2 separate regions of the Mus musculus genome follow, and region 2 is linked to region 1. A link is a loop called in an ENCODE intact Hi-C map of the cell type or tissue named here. Cell type or tissue: left cerebral cortex. All regions are shown on one strand. Each heading gives the region's core, and the rest is flanking DNA. Links, peaks and the distances in the headings are about the cores only.

Region 1 (6,642 bases), core at 549-3,048:
TCACGTGACGAGCCGTGCGCTGTCAAACTCCTCCCTCCGGCACGCCCATTTCCTTTTCCCTAGGGAAACTTGGGGGACTCGAGGGTTTGTGCGGGAGGCGTGTCTTTGCGGGCTTGCTGCAGTTCCGACCTTTGCGCCTGATCTGTTTCCCGCCTCAGCCCCGAGAATTGTTGGCCTCCGAAGAGACGGTTAGGGAGAAAAGCTAATCTTTAAAGCACATCCTTTGCAGTCCACGGATAGCTCGTGACGCAGCCTTCCAAGCCGGAGAGGCAGTACTCTCAAATCGGTTCCGCCCTCCTTACCCCCCCTCCCCGGCAACAGCCCTTCCTAAAAGTTTCGCAAGCGTGCAAAACGCAGCTCTCCAACACTCTGATCCAGTCAGTCATTGTAGTGGAGGCCCAGAAAACCTGAGGATAGATGAAATACTACGAAGGCTTAGGAACTGAACCTTTCATTCAGATTTATGGGCGGAGGGGTGTCATCAGCCCTATCATAACGAAACTCAACTTGGGGAGTAGAGTGTCAAGTTGTAAGTCTAAAATATTTAAAGGTTAAAATGAGGCTTCGGTCTCCAATCGCGACAGAATTCAAATACTGGAAATGAGTCTTTTGTTTGTAAGACAGGGGTTCTCATGTACTCATGTAGACTAGGCTAGCCTCAAGTGGAGAGTGAGCACCTCCAAAGTGCCTTCCCAATGCTGTAATTGCAGGAGTCACTGGTGGTTTTATGCATTGCTGCAGATGGAACACTGCACTTCCTTCATGCATGCAGGAGAAATCTGCCTAAAATGATATTATCTGAAAACAAATCTTAAAGATTGCTATGCCAGGGAGCTTTGGAACGAATGGATGTTTGTGTGTATATTTATTGTTGAGACAGGGTCTCACTAGGTGTCCCAGGCTCCTCTGGAATATGCTATGTAGCCCAGGCTGTCAAGAAACACATCTGTCCTCCTTCAGCCTTCCCAATATTGGAGATTACCTGTCATATTTACAGACGGGTAAAATAGTATGGGGACAGAGAAGGGAGTTTAGATCTCAAAATACTATTGATTAAAACCCTGTGATGCAGATGGCTTGGATGAAGGAGCATCACCCACTCTATAAAGAAGGATAAGTCAGGTATAGAGGTTCATAGCTGTAATCCCAGCTCTCCGGAGACAGAAGAAGTAGAAGAATCGCCATGAATTAAAAGACCCCTGGAGATTACACAGTTAGTCCCCTGAATGACCTGGGCTACAGTGTGAGACCTTGTTACAAGGAAACAAAAGAGAGAAACAATTGCGCATAGTCTAAGATCTGAAAGGTTAACTGTGTTTGTTGGTTCTAGCACCATTTGCTCAAAATACTTTCCCCTGTAAACTGCTGTGGTGTGGTATGCTTGTCAAAAATCTATCGATTGGGGCTAGAGAGATGGCTGAGCTAAGTCAAGAGCACTTGCTGGCTACCCCTTCAGAAGCATGAGATTTGATTCCCAGCATCCAAATAGTGGCTCCTTACCAGGGGGATCTGATGCCCTCTTCTGGTCTCCATGAGCATCACATATGCAGGTTTTGTACAGAAGGTCTGCAAAACCTCCATGCACCCAAAGAAAGACTCAAGGAGGTAAAATAAAAACAATACTGGGTCTTCCATTCATGAGCACTGTGCATTTTTCTAATTTTTACCTTTTTTTAGTGTTCTTCACCAGTGTTTCTAATTTCCAGTGTTATACATTTTTATTAAATTTATCTCTAAGTGCCTGTATTTTTTAACACTATTGTAAATAAAACTAAGTTTTTCATTTTTCAGTTCTTCGTTGTGATGTGTGTAACTTTCCTGTATTGACTGTGTACCCTGCAGTCTTCCTAAATTTCTTTGATGATTTGCTCTAGGCTCACACATACACACACACACACACACACACACCTTTTTTAACCTGGGTTTCTTTTTTCCTTTGTGGAGCTGAGGACTGAACCAGAGCCTCATGGATCCCAATCAACCAGCCTACCACTAAGCCACATCCTCGGCTGTCTTCCTGGAATTTCTTGAAATCCTAGATTGAGCATCCTAAATGGATTTTCACTTTCTTTCCTGTCTTCCATCTGTCTCTTGTTGTTTTCCTTTTTCCTTTTCATGTTTCTTTATTCTGGGAGGTGTATATTACATGGTGTGCATGGAGAGCAGAATTTGTACATGTCACTTCTGGGAATTGAGCCCAGGTCCTCAGGCCTGTCAGCAAACACATTTATCTGATGAGCCATCTCACCTGTCCTTGTTTTTCTTTTTGTCCCAGAAATGGTCTTAGTACATATCTCAGGCTGACGTTAGACTCTTGATTCTCCTGCCTCAGTCCCTGAATGCAAAAATTATATCATGAGCCACCATGTTTGCTCATGTTCCAGTTCTCATGATGATGATGATGAGTTTGTGTGTGTGTGTGTGTGTGTGTGTGTGTGTGTGTGTGTGTGTGTATTGTTTGGCATAGCTCTCCGTGAGCTTTCTCTCTCTCTTTTTTTAAAGATTTACTTATTATTATACATAAGTAGCTGTCTTCAAACACTCCATAAGAGGGCATCAGATCTCGTTATGGATGGTTGTGAGCCTCCATGTGATTGCTGAGATTTGAACTCATGACCTTCAGAAGAGCAGTCAGTGCTCTTAACCACTGAGCCATCTCACCAGCCTCGAGCTTTCTCTTTTAGTGTTCAAACTCCTGTGTAATCTATCCTTGAATTCTATCAAAGTCGGTTTGTGTGACCAACAGAATAGCGTGGTGTGGCTGCCTCAAGCTGCTCCTGACTTGGTTTCTCCTGGACCATTCCCTTCTAACAACATCCACTCCCATGGTGTAAAGCCCCATGGAGAGGACATCTCCCCTCTCTTCTGAAAACAGATGGGAGTACCAACTTTCCAACTATTTTCGAATACCAATGTGGAAACTTTCTTTTTCATCCTTGACCAAGTCTTCAGATGACTCTAGCTCTGGTGAATATCCTAACTGTACTTTTAAAATTTTATTTTTATGTGTGTTAGTGTTTTGCCATAACGTGTGTCTGGGTAAGGATGCCAGATCTCCTGGAATTGGAGTTACAAACAGTTGTGAGCCATGCCTTTAATTTCAGCACTCGGGAGGCAGAGGCAGGCAGATTTCTGAGTTCAAGGCCAGCCTGGTCTACAGAGTGAGTTCCAGGACAGGACAGCCAGGGCTACACAGAAAAACGATGTCTCAAAAAAACAAAACAAAACAAACAAACAAACAAAAAGACTTTCTAAATAGAATTTCCAGATAGTCTACTTAATTTCTGACCTGCATAAACTATAAAAATTCTAAAAATCTATTGCTTTAAGCCACCAAGGTTTTGGGTTTGTTTGGCTTTTTTTTGTTTGGTTCTGGGTTTTGTTTTGTTTTGTTTTTGGAGGGGGTTATCTCACTATCTAGCCTTGGCTGTCCTGCAATGTGTTAATCTTGAATTCACAGATTCACCTGACAAATCTTGGGATTAAAGATACAGATAAGCCATAGAGTTTTAAGGTGATTAATTATGTAGCAATAAATAATAAGGCTGGACATGGTGGCACATGCCTTTAATCACAGTGCTCAAGAAGCTAAGGCAGGTGGATCTCTGAGTTTGAGGTCAGCCTGGTGTACAAAGCAAGTCCAGGATAGCCAGGGCTTGTAACACAGAGAAACCCTGTCTTGAAACCAACACCTCCTCCTCCCCCCCCCAAAAAAAACCCAATAAGTAAAGAATGTATGCTAACATTTTCAATTCTCAAGAGCTCTTATTCTTAATTAGTATTCTGTCCTTGTGAAAACAAAACACCGAGTAATCACAAATATCCAAATAGCAAAAAAAAAAAAAAACAAAAAACAAAAAACAAAAGGATGCATTTTACATCAATCACTGAGGCAATTTCCCCCATAAAAAATTTCATATCAGAGGCTAAAGGGATGGCTCAACAGTTAAGAGCACTTGCTTCTCTCACAAAGGACCCAACTTTGGTTCCACTATCCACGTGGTGTCTCAGAACTGTCTGTAACTCCAGTTTCAAAGGACCTTAGGTTCTCCCTGTGGTACTCGGTACACTGCAGCTTCTGTAAACCATTTATGACTCATGCAATAGGTAACAGAGTTATAGGCAGCACTGTCACTGATGAGCCATTGGGCCCTAAGGAACCATCAGTTCTACACAGCAACGCTAACGAGGGGAGAAGGCAGATTAGCAAAAGATAGAGCTATGTGGATACCTTTTAAATTTATCTACCTTTATTTTATGTGCATTGGTGTTTTGCCTGCATGTATGTCTGTGTGAGAGCATCAGATCTTGAAGTTACAGATGGTTGTGAGCCACCATGTGGTTGATGGGATCTGAACTCAGGATCTCTGGAAGAGCAGTCAGTGCCCTTAACCACTGAGCCATTTCTCCAACCCCTATATTGATAAACAGTGACTGAAATACTAAGACAATGCACTGAGAGAATGGCAACTCACAGCTTTGGGGAAAAACACATAATAAAAATGTATTATAGTTATTTGTGTTTGCACCGCTAAATAGTGAATGGTCATAAATAGTATTCCTGTTTTGATCCTTGGCTAAACATAGTAAAACTATTAAGAGGAACCTCCATAGGCCTCCCAAGTGTCACATGTCCTTTCTCTCAGCTGTGCAGCAGCCCCGTCTCGTGATTAACGTCATTACTTCAAGGTGAGTCCTATTTTGGGCTCTCATCCCTTGGCATAAATGGCTTAAAATGCCACGCCTAAAGTTCAGTGGAACTCTCACAATGGACCCTAGTGGAAATAGCTCCCCATTGAGCCGTAACATTGGTTCTACCTTCCTTTCTGTTGCTGTAATAAAATATTCTGGCTGAAGCAACTTCGAAGAGGGAAGGAAGTAGTCACCATTCTGGGCCACAGTCTGTGATGGTTTGTACATTCTTGGATCAGGGAGTGGCACCATCTGAAGTTGTGGCCTTGTTGGAATAGGTGTGGCCTGGTTGGAATGGGTGTATCACTGTGGGTGTGGGTATAAGATCCTCACCCTAGTTGCCTGGAAGTCAGTCTTCCACTAGCAGCCTTTGGATGAAGACATAGAACTCTCAGCTCCTCCTGCACCATGCCTGCCTGGATGCTGCTATGCTCCCACCTTGATGATAATGGACTGAACCTCTGAACCTGTAAGCCAGCCCCAATTAAATGTTGTTTTTTTATAAGACTTGCCTTGGTCATGGTGTCTGTTCACAGCAGTAAAACCCTAACTAAGACACAGTCCATCACTGAGAGAAGTCAGAGCAGGAACTCCTGGCAGGAGTCTGAAGTAGAAAGTATAAATGAAGGCTTTCTGACTGCCAGCTTTCTCACAGGTCAGCTTTCTTTTAAAAAAAAAAATAGGGCTGGTGAGATGGCTCAGTGGGTAAGAGCACCCGACTGCTCTTCCGGGAAGTTCAAATCCCAGCAACCACATGGTGGCTCACAACCACCCGTAATGAGATCCGATGCCCTCTTCTGGTGCGTCTGAAGACAGCTACAGTGTACTTACATATAATAAATAAATAAATAAATCTTTAAAAAAATATATATATATATACATAAGTACGCTGTAACTGTCTTCAGACACACCAGAAGAGGGCATCGGATCTCATTAAAGGGTGGTTGTGAGTCACCATGTGGTTGCTGGGATTTGAATTCAGGACCTTCGGAAGAGCAGTCAGTGTTCTTGCCCACTGTGATATCTCGCCAGCCCCAACAGGTCAGCTTTCTTATAGACCACCTGCCTAGTAATGGTGACACCCACAGTGGGCTAGGACGTCCTATATCAATTAACAAGCAAGGCAATCCCCCACAGGTCAATCTGATCTGGGCAATTTCTCAATGGAGGGTTTCTTCTTAGATGACTCTTACGCTTCGTGGAGTTGACAAAGTTAACTATAGTAACATATAAGTCTGAGAAAACAGTTTCAGCAATGGAAAGCACAAAGTCTCTCAGTTATATACGATGCAAATAAGTCTATTTCTGCTCTTCCATTCTTAGATGATGTATTCTGCCTATTAAGGGCACAGAGGGCTGGTGAGATCGCTCAGTGGTTAAAAGCACTGACAGCTCTTCCCGAGGTCACGAGTTCAATTCCCAGCAACCACATCGTGGCTCACAACCATCTGTAATGGGAAACAAATAGAAAAACCTGTGGGATGGAGCGAGGAGTGAGCTGGGCCGGAGAGTGAGCAAGGGCTGGAGCAAGAGGGAGAAGGGAAGAGGGGAAAAATAAGGCACTGAAAGAACTCAGAAACTGTAAACAACAATTATTTCTGAAAGGTATGATTATAATAAACTTTCGTGTTTTTGTAAAAAAAAGAAGGGGGGCACAGAATCAGAGATGGCTCTTGCTTTAGTTTGGGAGGTATTTTCCATGTGCTTTTTACAAAGATTTTTAAATGTATTATTTTATGTGTACAAATGTCTTTGCCTCTATGTATGTGTGTCTTTGCCTCTATGTGTGCATCATATGCATGTCTGCTATGTCCCATAGCTAGAAAGGGACAGCAGATCTCCTGCTGCAAGCTGCCATGTGAGTTCCAAAAAGTAAACCTGGATTCTCTACAAAACAGCCAGTGTTCCTAACCACTGAGCAATCTCTCCAGCTTACAAAAACAGCCAGTG
Region 2 (6,471 bases), core at 1-2,500, 300 kb before region 1:
AATATTTAATTATTTTATTTATGAATACACTGTCGCTGTCTTCAGATGCACCAGAAGAAGGCATCGGATCCTGTTACAGATGGTTGTGAGCCACCACGTGGCTGCTAGGGATTGAACTCAGGACCTCTGGAAGAGCAGTCAGTGCTCTTAACCACTGAGCCATCTCTCCAACCCCTTGAAGTTATTCTCTATTCTTGAGAGACAAGGTGGCAAGATGGTACCCTTGGCATTGGGTAACAGAAACGTGCCATAGCAGGTGACCCCCGAGACCGGCTGGCAAAGCTCTGTGGTTTTATTTTTCTTGAGAGGCAAGAGACAGCTTTGTCATTCAGAGGGCATATAGAAACTCGGGTCTGGGTAGGCACCAACCCCCATCCCTGATGGCAGAGAGAGGGAGAATGACAGAGTCACCAGCCTCTGATCCCCTCTGAGTGCCCCAGCCATACTGCTATACTACAGGATTCTGAGGATGGCTAGAGCCAGGGCCAGAAGGCTCACCACCCAGCCCTGTGCCCTGATCAAAGGGGCTCAGTGGAGCCACGAGATAAAGAGCTTTCAGGCCCCAAATTCCATAAACGGGGAGTGGTGGGACTCACCGTGATCCCAGCATTCACGAGAAAGCAGCCCAGGAATCAGGAGCTTAAGGATATCCTCAGCTACACAGTGAGCTGGAGGCCAGCCTGGGCTACGTGAGACCCCGTCTCAACAACCAAAGGGGGATTAGTTAGGGAGCACGGGAGCAGCAGTCCCAGCCATGCCTGGTTTCGCACACCTGGGAGAGTCTGTCTATACACAGACGCAACTCAAGCAGAGGTTCTTCATACACAGTCCCATGCCTCAACATGTTGGTTAACTGTGCCTCTGTTTCCATACAAAACTGAGGTTACAGGGATGACCACAAACAGCTGTGAGCACCAAGAGTTTCTGTCTATGCTGAATGTTTAGGTCTGGCCTCTGGTGTGTTCATGGTCATGGTGTTCTTTTTAAAGCCCCGCCTCCACCCTTCCTCATATGGAACACAAGCTTCCCTGGTGAGGGGAATTCCCTAACCCAGGCTTAGCTGGGTCTGAGATTCTTGTTTTATATCTATTGCCCTGTCTAAAACTCTCACAGAAAAACCTAGAAACCCAGGTAGGGTTGGGGTGACACTTGGACCGACTGCTCCTGCAAGGCCGGATGTCTCCAGCAGGGGGCGGCAAGCACCAAGCTTTGTTTGGCATGGGTCCCTACAGAGCCCTACCTCGGTTACTTTCTATAACACGGGTAGACTTGTGATACCATTCTCCTACAGGAGCCCTGGACTCAGCTACTTCTCCATGTAACCATGGACTCTTAAGTCTTACTATTAGTTTCCCATAGAGTGTGAAATACGAATGCTGTCCATTCTTTCTCCCTGACCCCAGCGCCCCAAGTTATACCAATCTTCACCCCGGGGCAGCCTTCTCTCAATCTGACAAGAGACTTCCAAACAACACAAATAAAAGACCACCCCCCAAAACACATATTTATTGTTCAATTAATGAACTAACGGGGAGGGGTGAGTGGACTCGGTCAGGGGTGGCTAGTTTTGAATAGCCAGAAACTCTTGTTAATTGTATACAAAACACGGTTATTAAAAAAAAAAAGAAAAAAAACATATGTAGAAAATGGGTGGGCAAAGCAGGAGCCTTACAGAGGACTCAAGGCACCTGGGAATTTGAGACACAGTCCAACGTCACATCTAGAGTAGTGTACCAGGGCTGCACCCAGGACTTCCCTATAGAACAGATACACTCCCTTCTTGCCTTTAAAAATAATCACTGCAAAACTGCCCTTGAAGGGGCATAATGACCACTGGCCAAGGCACTGCCAGAAAGAAAAAGAGCCCACACGGAGCCCTGAGCTGCCTTCTCCAGGACTCAGAACCGGAGCTGGGCTATCCCTGTTCCCGGGATCCCACAGGGTTCAGCTTTCCCCTAGGAGGAGTGGCCATCAGACACTATACGCAGGTACATACACCCTGGGCTTTGGTCAGCGCCGTGGGTGGGCAGAGGAGCTGCAGCTGGTCCTGTCCAGCTTGTGTAGTCTTAGATGCACTTTGCAGTACAGTCCGGCTGGGAGCTGCTGTGCCGGGCCAGGATAGCTCAATCAGCATAGCTAATCGGGATAGCACAGGCAGCATCCAGTGCCTGCTGTGTCCGTTCTGGACTTGGCACCAGGTCCCAGCAATCCATCCGTGACAGAGTGCTCCAAGATAATGTCCTCCACACGGGTGATGTACAGTAGGGTCAGCAGCACACCAAGAAACTGAGGACAGAGAGGGAGCCGGTGAGAGCCTGCTGGCACATGGGCATCCTTCCATGGCAGTTCCCTCCCTGGGAACTGGGCTGGGGAAATCAAGGCACCCCAGCACCCACTGCCCAGGCAGCCCCAGGCTGGACCTGCTCTACCCTTCCCAGGAACGTGGAGACTTCCTGCCCCTGTACATTAGCATGGCCCCTCTATGCTGGTCTTCTGCCTCGATCCCAGCTCTGCCACACCTTATCCAGGGGACCCTTGGGAAAGTCACTTCACTCTTCGAATCCTCCATTTCCACTACCGCCACTAAGCAGATGTGCTTATCAGTCGCACCAACCACACTGGCGGACTGGAGGCAGAGCCAGTGCAGAGAGAGCAACTGAGACTACTCTGTTTGGCTCTCCTTCCAGACCCCAGCCCTCCCAGAGCCTCTGAACCCTTCTCCTTCAACACTCAGCCTGGCTTCATCTGCACCCACGGACTACCCACCTGAGGAAGCAGGATGCCCAGTAAAAGGCCCGCCATGATGGTATAGTTGTCCATGAACCATATCAACACGGCGTTGGTGCAGCCCCGCACGTGAATGATGTTCTGTGCATTCAGGCGCTGTGCGGGAGGAGGGAGAGGATCAGCGGCATGGGAAGGTGGCCCTGGGTTCTCTAGTGCTGCTCCCGAGATGGCACTGGGGACACTGTGGTAGTGCTCTGGTGGTGAGAACTGCTGGGAACTGGCAGAGTGTGCCTGCATGCCTCCCAGATGCCACCCAGGGCTGCGCACTGTTACCTGAGCCAAAAGCCTACTCCAGGTATATGTGGAGGGAAACCCTACATGGTTTTAATGTACAGTGAAGCTTCTAGAATTACTATGTTACATTCTCCTCCCACGAGTGGACAATCCCTTGCCATGAAACTGTTTCATGTACAAATTATTAAAAACATCATCATTTGAAACTTTGTTCCATGTACAAATTATTAAAGACAACGCCATTTGTGGATGGCGCTACCCTCTTGAACACATGAGTAGGACTAATCGGACCCACTGGGTTATTAAAAGAAGAAAGAAAAAAGACTGGGCACAGTGATTCCCACCTTTAATCCTAGTGCTCACTCAGGAGGCAGAGGCAGGGGAATCTCTGTGAGTTTGAGGCAGCCTAGTCTACATAGCAATTGCAGGTCAAACGGGGCTACATAGACTTGTCCAGAAAGCCGAGGCTGGGAGCCACCCAAGGACTTTCTCTTCCCCAGGAATTCCTGAGTCCCAGGCAGGTAGTACCAGTGTGAGCTGTCAACAAACTGCAGGGCTGGGCAGGCAGCATGGGAGGAGCCCTGGACACGATATCTCACTCAGCTAAGCCTGCCTGGAGCAGGGACTCAGCAAACCTGGCCAGATGACCTCCCCTGGCTCCCTGGGTCCTTCTGTGAGTGACAGCCAAGGAGAGCTGGGAAATCTGAGTAGCCAGGAGCCCTCTGCTAGAAACCCTCTATTAGCTGAGGAGTAGGACAAAGGGAGCACCATCTGGGAACAAAGGGAGCACCACTTCTGGGGACAAGAGGAGCACCATCTGGGAACAAAGGGAGCACCATTTCTGGGGACAAGAGGAGCACCATCTGGGAACAAAGGGAGCACCATTTCTGGGGACAAAGGTTTTCCAGGCTGTTACCTCCTTGTCGATTGTTTTGTAGCCACACATGGTGTTGACAACATCTGTCTGAAACAGAAACACATCGGTCACGATTCTATAGGCTGTAATCTGAAGGGCTCACAGAAGAGCCAAGGGCTGGGTATACAGTCTGGCGGGTACAGATGGAGCTGAGATCTCCTGCCACCAGGATCAGGCTCCAGCCTGTATCTTAGTGACCACCTCCAGGAAATGCCCCAGTGAAGAACCATGGGTAGGCCCCCTCCCTGGGGGTTCATGTGAGGGTCACCCCTCCACCAGCAGCAGTCTAAGCTCTTAGCCGGAGGCACCCCCATGGCTCCCCGTGGCTGAGCCATGCTGTTCCCATTTTACTGGCTCTCAGAGAGGAACTGCTCAAACCACAACTGGGCCCCTGCCAGCTGTGGTTTACCTGAGGGCAAGGTTGGGTCACTGGCCACGCTCCCCTGCCCCTTCAAAGCTGGCTTCACCATCAAAGAGCCACAGAAGTTCCTCTCTGAAAGAAGGGCCGCTCTCCAGAGCTTTTATCCCTGGAGACGCAATGACTGGGCTCTAGCCCCCATCAAATTCCTTCCCAGGTAGGCCCCAGGACAATGCCCACCACTGCGTGGGCCCTGCTTGGTCCCAACCTCAGCCACAGGGGAGAGGTAGAACCTCAGGCCCAGCCCGGATCCAGCCTGGGTCCCTGCAGTGACAAGGGAGGGGAGCAGCAGAGGACCCCAGCTCTCACAGGGCACCTTCACTTGGTGATGTTCCAGACTCTGGGTGAGGCCCTACCCACGTGTACCCCATTTTCATGGTTACAGGCTGGGGTGGTAGGCACAGCTGTTGAAACCATCAACAAGAGACTTTCCAGGAGAGTAAATATGTATATGAATGGTGTATGTATGGTGTGTGTGCTGTGTTGTGTGCGCTGTGTTGTGTGTTGTGTGTGTGTGTGTTGTATGTGTGGTGTGTGTGTGCTATGTTATGTGTGTGTGTGGTGTGTGTGTGTTATGTTTGTGTGATGTGTGTGTGTGGTGTGTGTTATGAGTGTGTGCGCGTGTGTGTCGTAATTGCCAGGCTTTTCTGCTCCAGTCTCAAAACTGGGCAGTTCCTGACATACTTGTCACACATCAGGGCTGACAGGCGGTGACCTCACAGCTCAGCATCCCAGATGACTGGGAGGTGACAGCTGAGAGGCTCCCACTGGGGAAAGTGGAGGCTGGCATTTACATTACCGCATGCCGCTGCCCAGGGCTCTGCTGCCAGTGCTCACAGCACCTGCACTGTACTCTGCCTCCAGTGACTGGGTAGAGCCTGCTGCACCTGCCGGGCACTCTGGCTCTCTGTTGCTGGGAAGAGCCCTGCCAACCTTGGGCAAGTCCCCCTAAGTGGCTAAAGCAACACTACCCCAATTGAGACCCTCCAAAGCTGTTGTAAGAACCAAGTAACTACAACCAAAGCGCCTGGGCCAGGCCCACACACGCACACGCTCACTGACACACTCCCAGAGGAAGCTGCCCACTCATCTCCCATTGCTAGGGCCCCTGGTCTAAGGCAAGCTCAGCCCCGGCCACCACGTCCCACCCACTCCCACTGCCTGCTCCACTTGGGCAGAGTGAGAGCAGTGTTTGGCAAACTGGGTGACCCTCACATCCAGCACCCATGCAGTTACCGTGTTCCTGATGCAGCAGGTGTAGGGCACCCCGCAGGCCAGGGGCCCGGGGGCGCTGCAGTCATGGTACTGGTTTTTGCTCCAGTCTCTGTAGTCCTCCCCGCCACAGCACTTGAACTGAGGGGAAAAGCACCAAGGAAGAGCTGTGATCACTGCCAAGGTCAGGGTCATACAGCGGGAAGCAGTGGCTGAGGAGGTGTGTATGTCCGGGGTGGAGGTGGGGATGGAGGTACCAGAGTGGGGGCACCAGGGCCCCATGAGGCCATACTTTATTACGTCAGAGCTATCAAGAGCGGCATGGCCATGAAGAAGGGGGTGAGCTCTCCACTCTGGAGAGCTTACATAGTAAGGCTGGACACTTCAGTTGGACACCAGGTGGTGACTAGACTCTGGGAGGGATGTCTGTCCCTGGCAACTGGTCTGCACCTTCTCCTCAAGACTCAACCCCCTGAGACAGGGGACTGGCTAGAGAAGACAGCCTCAGAGACCAGAGCCTGTGGAAGCCCTGCTTCACCCTGACCTTGGAGACCCGAGTACCTGCCACAGACTCTCCCCTTAGCTCCCCTCCCACCTCTACTCGCTGCACAGAGGTCAGCTTCTTGGATGGGAAGAACAGAGAACAGTCCTGGAGTCTAGCTGGGACAGTCCTTCTGGGCTCTGCATAGACTAAGTACAGTCATCTGGGGAGACAAGAGTACTGTCTAAGTGACAAGAACCATGGCCAAGCAGGCCGGTGTGCCAACAGGAATACAAGTTTGAAGCCAACCTGGACTACATAGTGAATTCTAGTACAACCTGGGATACAGGGTGAGGTACCCCCCCAAAAAAAAACCACCCCAAATTATACCAATTCCACCTTGGGAGAGGAATGATCTCCTAG

Evidence for each region. A loop is a pair of places that touch in the nucleus more often than their neighbours do. Peaks named below come from ENCODE experiments on the same cell type or tissue, not always from the same donor. Only the 100,000 strongest peaks of a DNase experiment are listed, where the experiment ranks them.
Region 2: a loop joins it to region 1, with 5 times the contacts of the local background. A loop is called at or near these places in 4 of 42 quality-filtered maps.

What each region holds. Positions count from the first base shown.
Region 1 is chr10:62,486,981-62,493,622 of GRCm38, forward strand. No RefSeq gene overlaps it. Among named protein-coding and RNA genes, the nearest start is that of Vps26a, 3.5 kb to the left of the region's middle. In left cerebral cortex, for the core only: a CTCF peak has its summit at 1,522 (motif pointing left); a DNase peak (open chromatin) is centred at 1,505; H3K4me3 peaks cover 32 bases.
Region 2 is chr10:62,185,877-62,192,347 of GRCm38, forward strand. Tspan15 (tetraspanin 15) reads right to left here. Exons shown (of 8, transcript NM_197996.2): 5 at 5,592-5,708; 6 at 3,938-3,985; 7 at 2,767-2,883; 8 at 1-2,286. The coding sequence ends at 2,137. Among named protein-coding and RNA genes, the nearest start is that of Mir7662, 5.1 kb to the right of the region's middle. In left cerebral cortex, for the core only: a CTCF peak has its summit at 1,190 (motif pointing right); a DNase peak (open chromatin) is centred at 1,191.